Linked DNA regions of Mus musculus: region 2 is linked to region 1. The links are chromatin contacts, found by Hi-C or POLR2A ChIA-PET in ENCODE. All regions are on one chromosome and are shown on one strand. The core of a region is the stretch at or near the end of the contact, and the rest is flanking DNA. Distances in the headings are between cores, read along the strand shown. Region 1 holds the start of Pde7a (phosphodiesterase 7A). Region 2 holds the start of Dnajc5b (DnaJ heat shock protein family (Hsp40) member C5 beta).

Evidence for each region. Hi-C counts contacts between places; a loop is a spot of excess contacts on that map. ChIA-PET counts read pairs that join two places held with the same protein, here RNA polymerase II (POLR2A).
Region 2: a map of mouse embryonic stem cell shows a loop between it and region 1 (2.3-fold over the local background). The contact joins the promoter of Dnajc5b here to the promoter of Pde7a in region 1. A Hi-C loop is called at or near these places in 1 of 37 maps with a recorded cell type or tissue (mouse embryonic stem cell). POLR2A ChIA-PET finds 5 or more read pairs at or near these places in 1 of 5 experiments (Patski).

What each region holds. Positions count from the first base shown.
Region 1 is chr3:19,308,846-19,313,934 of GRCm38, reverse strand. It overlaps Pde7a (phosphodiesterase 7A), which reads left to right and starts at 2,613. Exons shown (of 13, transcript NM_001122759.2): 1 at 2,613-3,071. The coding sequence starts at 2,934.
Region 2 is chr3:19,506,922-19,511,457 of GRCm38, reverse strand. Dnajc5b (DnaJ heat shock protein family (Hsp40) member C5 beta) reads right to left here and starts at 2,863. Exons shown (of 5, transcript NM_025489.3): 1 at 2,752-2,863.

The DNA.
Region 1 (5,089 bases), core at 1,364-3,863:
CTGGACTATGTTATGTTCCATGGTCATGTTAAAGTGCTGTAAGTCTGTATATTCAGAGGACATTCTTGTTAAACATCCAAGTCTTGTGTATTCCACTACATTATAGTATAGTATAGTATAAAACATACTAGCATATAAAAGTATAAAAGCATCCTTTGTATGGATCTTGATTTTCTTTTCTATTTCTTTATTTTTTGTTGCTTTAGGTAAAGGGATTTCTTTCATTACTTAAGTTTAAAGTTTCTCTCTGTGGTGGTTCATTTTGTGCCATGTTGGTTAGGCTGTAACATCCAGTTGTTTGGCCCAACATAGGTCAAGATGCTGGCAACACTTAATCTCTAGATGTTAAGCAGATTACCCTCTTCAAAGTGGCTGGGCCTTGTCTATTCTGTTAAAGGGTTTAAGAGTGAAGATTTGCACTTTCTTTCTGAAGACTCCAGCATAGAAAGAAATCCTGCCTATCTTTTCAGCCTGGCAGTTTTCTCTTATCAGTTTCAGATCCCAGAATGCAAAGTCCACTATTACTGTCTGTCTGTCCATCTACTCTCTAGACATCAGCTTTAGCAATCTTGAGCCAATCTCTTGAAATCTCTCTTTAACATCTCCCCTCACCCTTTCTGGAGTTCCTCTGATGCACCCTAATGCCTTCCCAACAATACAGAAAACATAATACTGCATGCTATGGTGGAAGACATGGCTCTCAAGTCAGACCAGCGTTTACTAAGGAAGTGACTTAGTTTTGGAAAGGGACTGCTCATTTGTATAAATAAGATCAAATTACTATGTGTTGGGTAAAAATACTGTATATAAAATACCTGCCAGGGCTCTTGGCTCAAACAAGGACCCTGAAATAGACCTTACTGGAAATGTACTGTTTAGTTGCCTATTTAGTAGTGAGTCTTATTATTTAATTAATCAAATATTTGGATATTACTAAATGTGGTATATTTTACTCAATGAAATTTTACCAGTATCAACTTTGTGTAGAGGTACTCAAATTTGTTGTTGTTGTTTGAGATAGAATCTCACTATGTAGTCTGCCTGGTTTTGAACTCACTATGATACTTGAGCTTATCTTTAACTCTCAACTCTTCATCGTGTTGCCCTAGCTTTCCAAAGGCAGCGATTACAGGTTTGTACCACCATGTCCGTACATATCACTTGAGGTTAGTTCTTGAGATTTATCTGTCCTAGGTGTAGGGCAAGTTTGTTTCTAGGAATCTACTTCCAATTTAGTCAGCTGATAAACGACTTTCTGAAGACTAAGTGGCCCACAGTGCTCGGTGTAATCCCAAGTGAGATGCTTAACACATCTACTACAGGGACTAATTAGGATTTCAAAAGCAGTGAGATCAGTTGCTGCACTAAAAGAATCTCATTAGTGCTTCTTCATCTAGTGAAGGCAAATTCCATGACACAGAACGGATCGTAAAACATGATGAAGACCTGGCATGTAGAAAATACACAGGGGCACGAGGTTTAAATAATAAAAGAATACACCTTCCACCTTTGTCCGTTTATCTGATCATGTACACTCGGTACTCAATTTATAGCATCATTAAGCCCAGGCTCAGCACTGTACTTCTTCTAAGACCTGCCACCTTGCCAATCTTAAATAACTGGGAGACTAGATGCCCTGAGAAATGATCCAAATCTATTTTGCCAGGGGGCGGGGGTGGGGGTGGGGGTGTGGAGCTCGTTCATGCTAAAAGTATCTGATGCTCAAAGCATCAGAAACAGTCGGCTCCTGCAGAAAAGCTTTGGCAGTTTGGGGCAGAAACTTAAAAGAACAAGCAAATTATATCCTCACCTTACCAAAACAGGTGAAAAGCTCTCTTACATCCTAGCCAGCAAACACTAACAAAGAAGGGCGATGGTTGGCTAGGGGAACTTTTGGTCTCTTTGTCATCTTTGTCTTCCCAATATCGTCATTTCTCATTTTCTTGGTTGCAGAATTTCACTTTTCTCCATCCAAAGACCCTCCTTCTCGCTCGGGAGTTTTTGGTCTTTTTCTGCTCTGCAGGCCCCGAAAGTCTGGGGCCTCACTTGCCAAGGGAAGCCACTGGAACCTTGCCTAGGTAGGGCACGGACGGTGACATAGCGGGAGCACTGAGCCCCCGAGATCTGCTGGCGTCACCGCCGCAGCGGCCTCCCGCGACGCCCTAGTACGGGAATTCCACAGGGGACGCGCGCGGTGCCCCGACGGGCGGAGCACGGAGAGGGCGCCCGGTGCTCTGGGCATTTTGGATCTGTCGGACGAAACAGCGCCGATCCGGTAGGCCGAACAAACTCCGGGTCGGTGCGCCCGAGGATGCCCCACGTAACTCTCCTGCGCACGCGCCGCGGGTTGCGGGGAGGGAGCTGCGGGGAGGCGGGAGGGGCCGGGGGGGCGCGGGGCGCGGCGCGGCGCGGCGCGGCGCCTAGCGCAGCGGACGCGAGCAGCCCTGTCCGGACAGCCGGCGGGCTCCTGGGCGCGGCGGCGGCGCGGGGCGCGGGGCATGCGGCGCGGCGTCGTGACGTCACGGTGGCGGCGGCCGTGGTTGGCGCAGGGTCCGCTGCTGCAAAGTGTGAATTACGCCGGGCTCGCGCCGGCGGCGGAGCGGAGTGAGGCTCGGGGGAGGGGAGGGGGCAGGGCTCCGGCGGCCGAACTGCTCTACGCTCCGCGCCCGTGCTCGCGGCCCGGGCCAGCTCTCGCGCCGCGGAGCGCCTGGGCGGCGGGTTCCCCTTTAACGCCGCCCGCCCGGCTTCCCGAGCCCGCTGCAGCCCTTCCCGCCGCCAGCCGCGCGGAGGGCCGGGAGGCGTCGGCGGCCACTAGCGCCGCCCGCCCCGCGCGCGCCTCGGCCCCGGGTCCCCGCGGCGCGGCCCCCTCGTAGCGCAGGGGCGGGCGACCGCGGACTGGCGGGCGCCGCGCGGATCCAAGGCGGACGTGTTCAATGGAAGTATGCTACCAGCTGCCGGTGCTGCCCCTGGACAGGCCGGTCCCCCAGCACGTCCTCAGCCGCCGAGGAGCCATCAGCTTCAGCTCCAGCTCCGCGCTCTTCGGCTGCCCGCATCCCCGGCAGCTCTCGCAGGTAACCGCCGCCCCGGGGCCCGCAGCTCGGTGCTTTTGTCTTCTGGAGGGACTCGGGCCATTGTTCCCGCCTCGGTAGGCTGGCCTCCCCTTCCCGGAGTCTTTCACCCTCGGCTGTGCTCGGTGCCCCTGGCCTCTGCGACCCTCGCCGCGGCTAACCCGTCACGCCCGCTGGTAGCCCCAAGCCATGACTTTATCCTCCCCTCCTTTCTCTGTGTCTCCTACCAGTTGGGCCTCTTGTCCCCTTAGTCATGACCCTGAGCTCACCTTTTCGCCCCCCACCCCCTAGCCCTCCCCCACACCTGTGCAGGTTCTCGAGCCTTGCAGCGCTGCGGGTGCTGAGTTTCTCAGAACAATAGGCCTAGTGGTCCCATTGTGGTCCTCACCCGAACTGCGAACTGCTGCTTTGTAGGGAAGGGGCCTAGGTGTCAGGAACTAGTGTGCAAAGTTGATGGTTTCCAATCAGTTTTCTCGCTTGATAAAGGCGGCTTTAGTTCAGAAACCACTGATGAGCATTCACAAAGGACTTTGTTTCCGATGGCCCAACACCAGTTGCTGTTGAACATTAAAAAAAAAAAAATTTTTTTCTGTGACGTCCTTGGCTCAGCTCTTTAGTTGGGTTAAATTTGGTTGCCAGATTTAGAATAAAGAGGAAGAATTTTACTTTGTTTACATATGAACCTGGTGCCCTCATTGCCTGCTGCCAGAAGTTCTGTGTTTATGAGATTACTTTTGGGACGGGTACTGGAGGAGTGTGCTTACATTTGCTGGTCTAGACTCCAATCAGTGAGCCTCAGCCATTCATCCATCCATCCATCCATCCATTCATTCGTTTATTTGTGTGCTTGTTTATGGCAGGGCCTTTCTAAATTGTTCAGTCTTGCCTTTAACTCATGATCTTCCTGCTTCAGACTTCCAAGTACCAGGCCTGAGCCATTGCCCTAGGTCCCGTATTCATTTCGTAAAATAAAGTATTCTTATTTTTTTCTATTGCTTAGTATTTCTTTACCCTTTATAGCACACTGTTTCTCCCTTCAATTATATTGTATTATAAGAAAGGAAATTTTAAAGACAGTTAGAATGGACAGCATCTTTTAGAGATTTTGCTTATAGTAGATCGCCAGTAAATTCTATTTGTCATTTGCCTTTTTTTCTTTTTCCTTTTTGGCCTGCAAGATAGAGCAGGAGGTTCTGTGTGAGTTTCCTTTCAAAGAGTTCTTCTTTATTTAAGGTCAGACTCTTCTGATACAAGGTAGTATGCTAAAGAATTCAGTGTAAAATACTAAGTGGAATTTCAAATAATACTTTTGTTACTTTGAAGTGTAGTTTGTGAACTGTATTTTTTATTATTGCTTAACACGTTTTAAAGTTCCAGAATAATATCAAAATATATTAAAGCACTCAGGAGAAGGTTTTCAATAATAGTAATTAAAGGTCTTTAATGGAAGTAACTTTCATTTCTAAATACTGTTTTCTTCCTGAGATCAGCAGACATGACGAACACCCACTTTCACTTACATATAAATAGTAAGGCACACTTTATCTAAAGTTATGAAATATGTGTTACATGTCCCTGCTTCCTGAGAGGGAAGATCAAGGGATTGAAAACAAAACTGACCCCAAGAGCTTTACCTAGTATCTTAATTACCACACAAAAAACAATTTAAGCTTCAGTTTTCTTTGCCCACCCCTAGACTAAGATTAAATGGGTAGTGGAATTTTAAAACTGTGACTGTGGCAACAAACCACAAATTCTATAGAATTACACCGATTTTACTAGCTTTTAAAACTTATAAACAACTTCCAGATCTCCAAGAGAGTATGTGGGAACTCCTTAGGCTGAGACAGAACTTTTCTTAGTGAATACATACCTTTTTCCTGGTGAACATAACAGGGTACCTCACTCGAGCTGACATGGGTTACCATCACTTAGTATCACTTAGTAGTAAATCGTGTAGTGAAACTGAATGCTTTGGGGATAGATGGCAATATGTCATGGGAAAAACGAGGTAGATAATC
Region 2 (4,536 bases), core at 1,614-4,113, 200 kb before region 1:
GGTCTTTGTATAGACATTAACATATTTTCAAGGAGTTCAGTTAGAAACTTGGTGTCCCTGTGTCCAGGGCGTGTGCAGGCATAAACTTACAAACTGATTGGAGATGTAAGACATATAGTGCTACAGAAAAATCCTGGCAAGGCTGAAGAAGCACCCAAGCTACCAAGATAATTTCCAAGGGAATCTGAAGTCATAGGAAAAGTTCCAGGATCCTCACTTAGCAAATATGTTGGATCATAATGGTGAGTCACTTAACCATTTAGGTGTCAAATAGCCTCAGTCACCGTACAATGTTATCTACTCATACACGTACAGGCTTACACATATACATTCATAAGTTAGCATGATCGGCTACACTGTCAAAGGCAAAGCCACAGGAAGACTACATTTATTACAAGGTAAAAGTCTTGTCTAAATGCTTAATAGTGTATGTACATGCAGTGTGTGCTTGTTGTATATGTTTGTGCCTATATGTACTTGTGTGTGTATGAACATGTGGGGCCAGAAGTCAAATCTGAGTTCCTCTATCCATCTCCCAAGTCGTCGTCATCATCATCATCATCATCATCATCATCATTGATGTAGCATCTCTTAAGAAACCTCAAGACTACTAGTTAAGGAAGACTAGCCAGCTAGTAAGCAGCACAGATCCTCCTGCCTCTCCATCCCTAGCTCTCTGCTCACAGGCATGTACCAACACACCATTTTTTTTCCCCATGAGTGCTAGGGATCGGAACTCTGCCCTCGTGTCCGCGTGTAAACAGGTTAAGGCAGAGCCGTTTCCCCAGCCCATTTTTTTTTGTTTGTTTTCTTTGTAATGGGCTGTATCTAGTCAGTTTTCAAGACAAGGTAGCTTGCTAAACTCCCTGTGGGTTTTTTTTTTTCATCATTATCTCAAACTTTTGGATGGGTTTGGGGGTCTTGACCGCACATCTGTTAGTCACGAGGCAGTGCAGAGGCTAAAGGATGAGCAATGTTACCTTTAGACACGGTCCGCAGTTACCGATAACCGGTGCGGGAAATGAGGTGTTCTCATTTTTCGAGTATTCTAAGCTTGGAAATGCACAGAGTTAGCTCAGATATAAACTAATTTAACATGAGTCAAGGACAGCGTGTACTGGAGCTAGCTGACAAGACTGGAGCTGTGGCTCCCAGACAACACACTTCCCTGTGCTGCTGTCCTCAGGACAGGAGGGGCTGGGGCAGTTTCCTACATGATCTCCCTACAACTCTAAAATCCTGTGCCACGTGGCAAAGTTCATGAATATTCCAGTCAATAAATGTAAATACAGATGAGTTAGGAAATTATGTTTTCTGTTTATTGGCTTACATAAAGCCTAAGCCTGGCTTTTCGGTGTCTATAGAATGAAAGAAGTCTAAAAACTGATCAGTGAAAGTTTAGTTTTCAGAGTCTTAAGAAATTGGACCATAACTCAATTGTGAAAAATCATAGCAACCTTCCAGATGAAAGTTGAATGTGTGCTATACAGTGAGCAGGCACTTCTGCTTTGCTCTGGGTCCCTCAGCAGAGGCAGGCGGATTTCTGAGTTCGAGGCCAGCCTGGTCTACAAAGTGAGTTCCAGGACAGCCAGGGCTACACAGAGAAACCCTGTCTCGAAAAAACAAAACAAAACAAACAAACAAACAAATGTCTCACATGCTATGGGTTACTGCTGCTTTCGTAGAGTGTCGGGGCCCTGGTCTTACTGCTGTGATACACATGCATGATTGTTGGAAGCTGAGTGAAAACTGTATCCCAGGTGGATTTGATCCCCTTTCTTGTCTACTGTGCCTGGTGTGTCCTGTAGGTTACTGATCCGAATCAGAGCCCCAGGCTGCTCCTTCCACAGTGTCCTAACACGGCTCTTGCAGACCATGATCAGAAAAGCCTGTTTGAGTAGTCCTAGCCTCTGACTGTGGAGTTGCTCTGTGTTAAGACCCAAGGGAGTCCAAACAGAGATGAGTCAGGGCCTGGCACCAATCCTAAGCTCCGCCTGCTGCTAAACAGAACGGCTATTTGCTGTCACTTGGAGTCTTTCTAGGCCTCCAGGAAGAAACAAATACTTTAGAAGCCAAAACCCCAAAGCAAAGTAAAGAAAACAGAACTGTTCACACGTCCAGCAACGATTCACTGCTGAGTCCCTAGACATGGGAGGAGTGGAGTAGGGGTAAAAGCAGATGAACTGTGCAACTTGACTTCTCAACCACAAGGCCTCTCTCTCTTCCACTGTCCCTAGGGGTGGCCTTTTGCCTCTGAAGTCTTGGAATTTCAAAACTAGACTTTGAAGTTAATCTCTATTGTTAACCCATAATACACCTTTCTCCTCCTTATATTAATTTTTGTTGTATTTTTAAAACCATCTCTATTAAAATTATTCTTTCACTTAAATATTTAAAATATTCACTCTTCTCTGTCATCCTGGGAGAAGTCACTAAAAACCAAAACTCCTGTGTAGAAGAATATCATAGAATGAGTGAGTCCCTTTAGAAAATAACCACGAACTGACCACTGGAGACACCAGTGCTTTTTGCACTTTCCCAGAAGTTGAGGAGGGGCCAGTGGTTATCTGAGAACTTTATAAATGCCTGTGTTTTGTGGCTTCATAGCCTCCTGGATATACCAGCTTTACTTCTGCTGGAAGCCCCTCTGGATTCCTACCATCCCTTAAAAAAAATAGGTACCCGTGTAAGTGTCTTCTTTTCCTTTAGACACTATTGAGTCCTGTGATTAGCTTAGCAAAAGTCATGTACCTTGTACCTGAACTGGAGGCATGGCTGGCTGATCCTTCTGGGTCCTTCCACGAGTGTTCTTCCCCTGCTCTGTCAATAACTGAGCCTCCGTTGCTTTTCCTTCTCAGATGCTAAGCTCTAGTCTATGCTGGGTATTGTGATGTCATAGACTAGAATTTTCCCTACCCCCACTACCCAGCTGAGATCTTCCCACCCACATCACTAACAGTCTCTCAATTTTCATTTACTTTAGCACTCAGGACCTTTTGAAATCTCCGGAAAGAAACATTGAAGACTGTGGTGGTTGGAATATGCTTGGACCAGGGAGTGGCACCATTAGGAGGTGTGGACTTGTTGAAGAAAGTGTGTCACTATGGGGGTAGGCTTTGAGAGAGCTTCCTACTAGTTGCCTGGGGATGCCAGTATTCTGTTTATCTTTTTTTAAAAAAATTTTTATTAGGTATTTTCCTCATTTACATTTCCAATGCTATCCCAAAAGTCCCCCATACCCTCCCCCCCCCACTCCTCTACCCACCCACACCCACTTTTTGGCCCTGGCATTCCCCTGTACTGGGGCATATAAAGTTTGCAAGTCCAATGGGCCTCTCTTTCCAATGTTGGCCTACTAGGCTATCTTTTGATACATATGCAGCTAGAGTCAAGAGCTCCGGGGTACTGGTTAGTTCATTATGTTGTTCCACCTATAGGGTTGCAGATCCCTTTAGCTCCTTGGGTACTTTCTCTAGCTCCTCCATGGGGGCTCTGTGATCCATCCAATAGCTGACTGTGAGCATCCACTTCTGTGTTTGCTAGGCCCCGGCATAGTCTCACAAGAGAGCTATATCAGGGTCCTTTCAGCAAAATCTTGCTAGTGTATGCAATGGTGTCAGCATTTGGAGGCTGATTATGGGGTGGATCCCTGGATATGGCAGTCTCTAGATGGTCCATCCTTTTGTCTCAACTCCAAACTTTGTCTCTGTAACTCCTTCCATGGGTGTTCTGTTCCCAATTCTAAGAAGGGGCAAAGTGTCCACACTTTGGTCTTTGTTCTTCTTGAGTTTCATGTGTTTTGGAAATTGTAACTTATATCTTGGGTATTCTAAGTTTCTGGGCTAATATCCACTTATCAGTGAGTACATATCATTTGAGTTCTTTTGTGATTGGGTTACCTCACTCAGGATGATGCCCTCCAGGTCCATCCATTTGCCTAGGAATTTCACAAATTCATTCTTTTTAATAGCTGAGTAGCACTCCATTGTGTAAATGTACCACATTTTTTGTATCCATTCCTCTGTTGAGGGGTCTGTTTACCTTTCTGAACAAGATGTAGAACTCTCAGCTCCTCCAGCACCATGCCTGCCTGGACACTGCCATGCTTCCTGCCATGATAATATTGGACTGAACCTCAGAACCTGTAAGCCAGCCCCAATTGAATGTTGTCCTTTATAAAAGACACCTTGATCATGGTATCTGTTCACAGCAGTAAAATCCTCACTAAGACAAAGACCATCCATCTCACCTGCTTTACACATAATAGCATTGATAGCCTGGATGGTGAAGTGTCTGAGCTAACTAGAGCCCAGAGGCCCTCTGTGTTGTGCTCTAACCCTTCTGGACACATTGCATTTATATCCTGATCTCCTGTCCAGAGTTCAACAACAGCAGGGGTTTCTGGCAGGAAGCTCAAGAGACTACCTGCATCTGCATGACACGAAGCCATCCAAATAAAGTGCATTGCAGTAATTGAGCATTCGCAGTAGAGACCACTCATTTTTCTAACAACCTATAGATGCCAGGAAGAGCTTG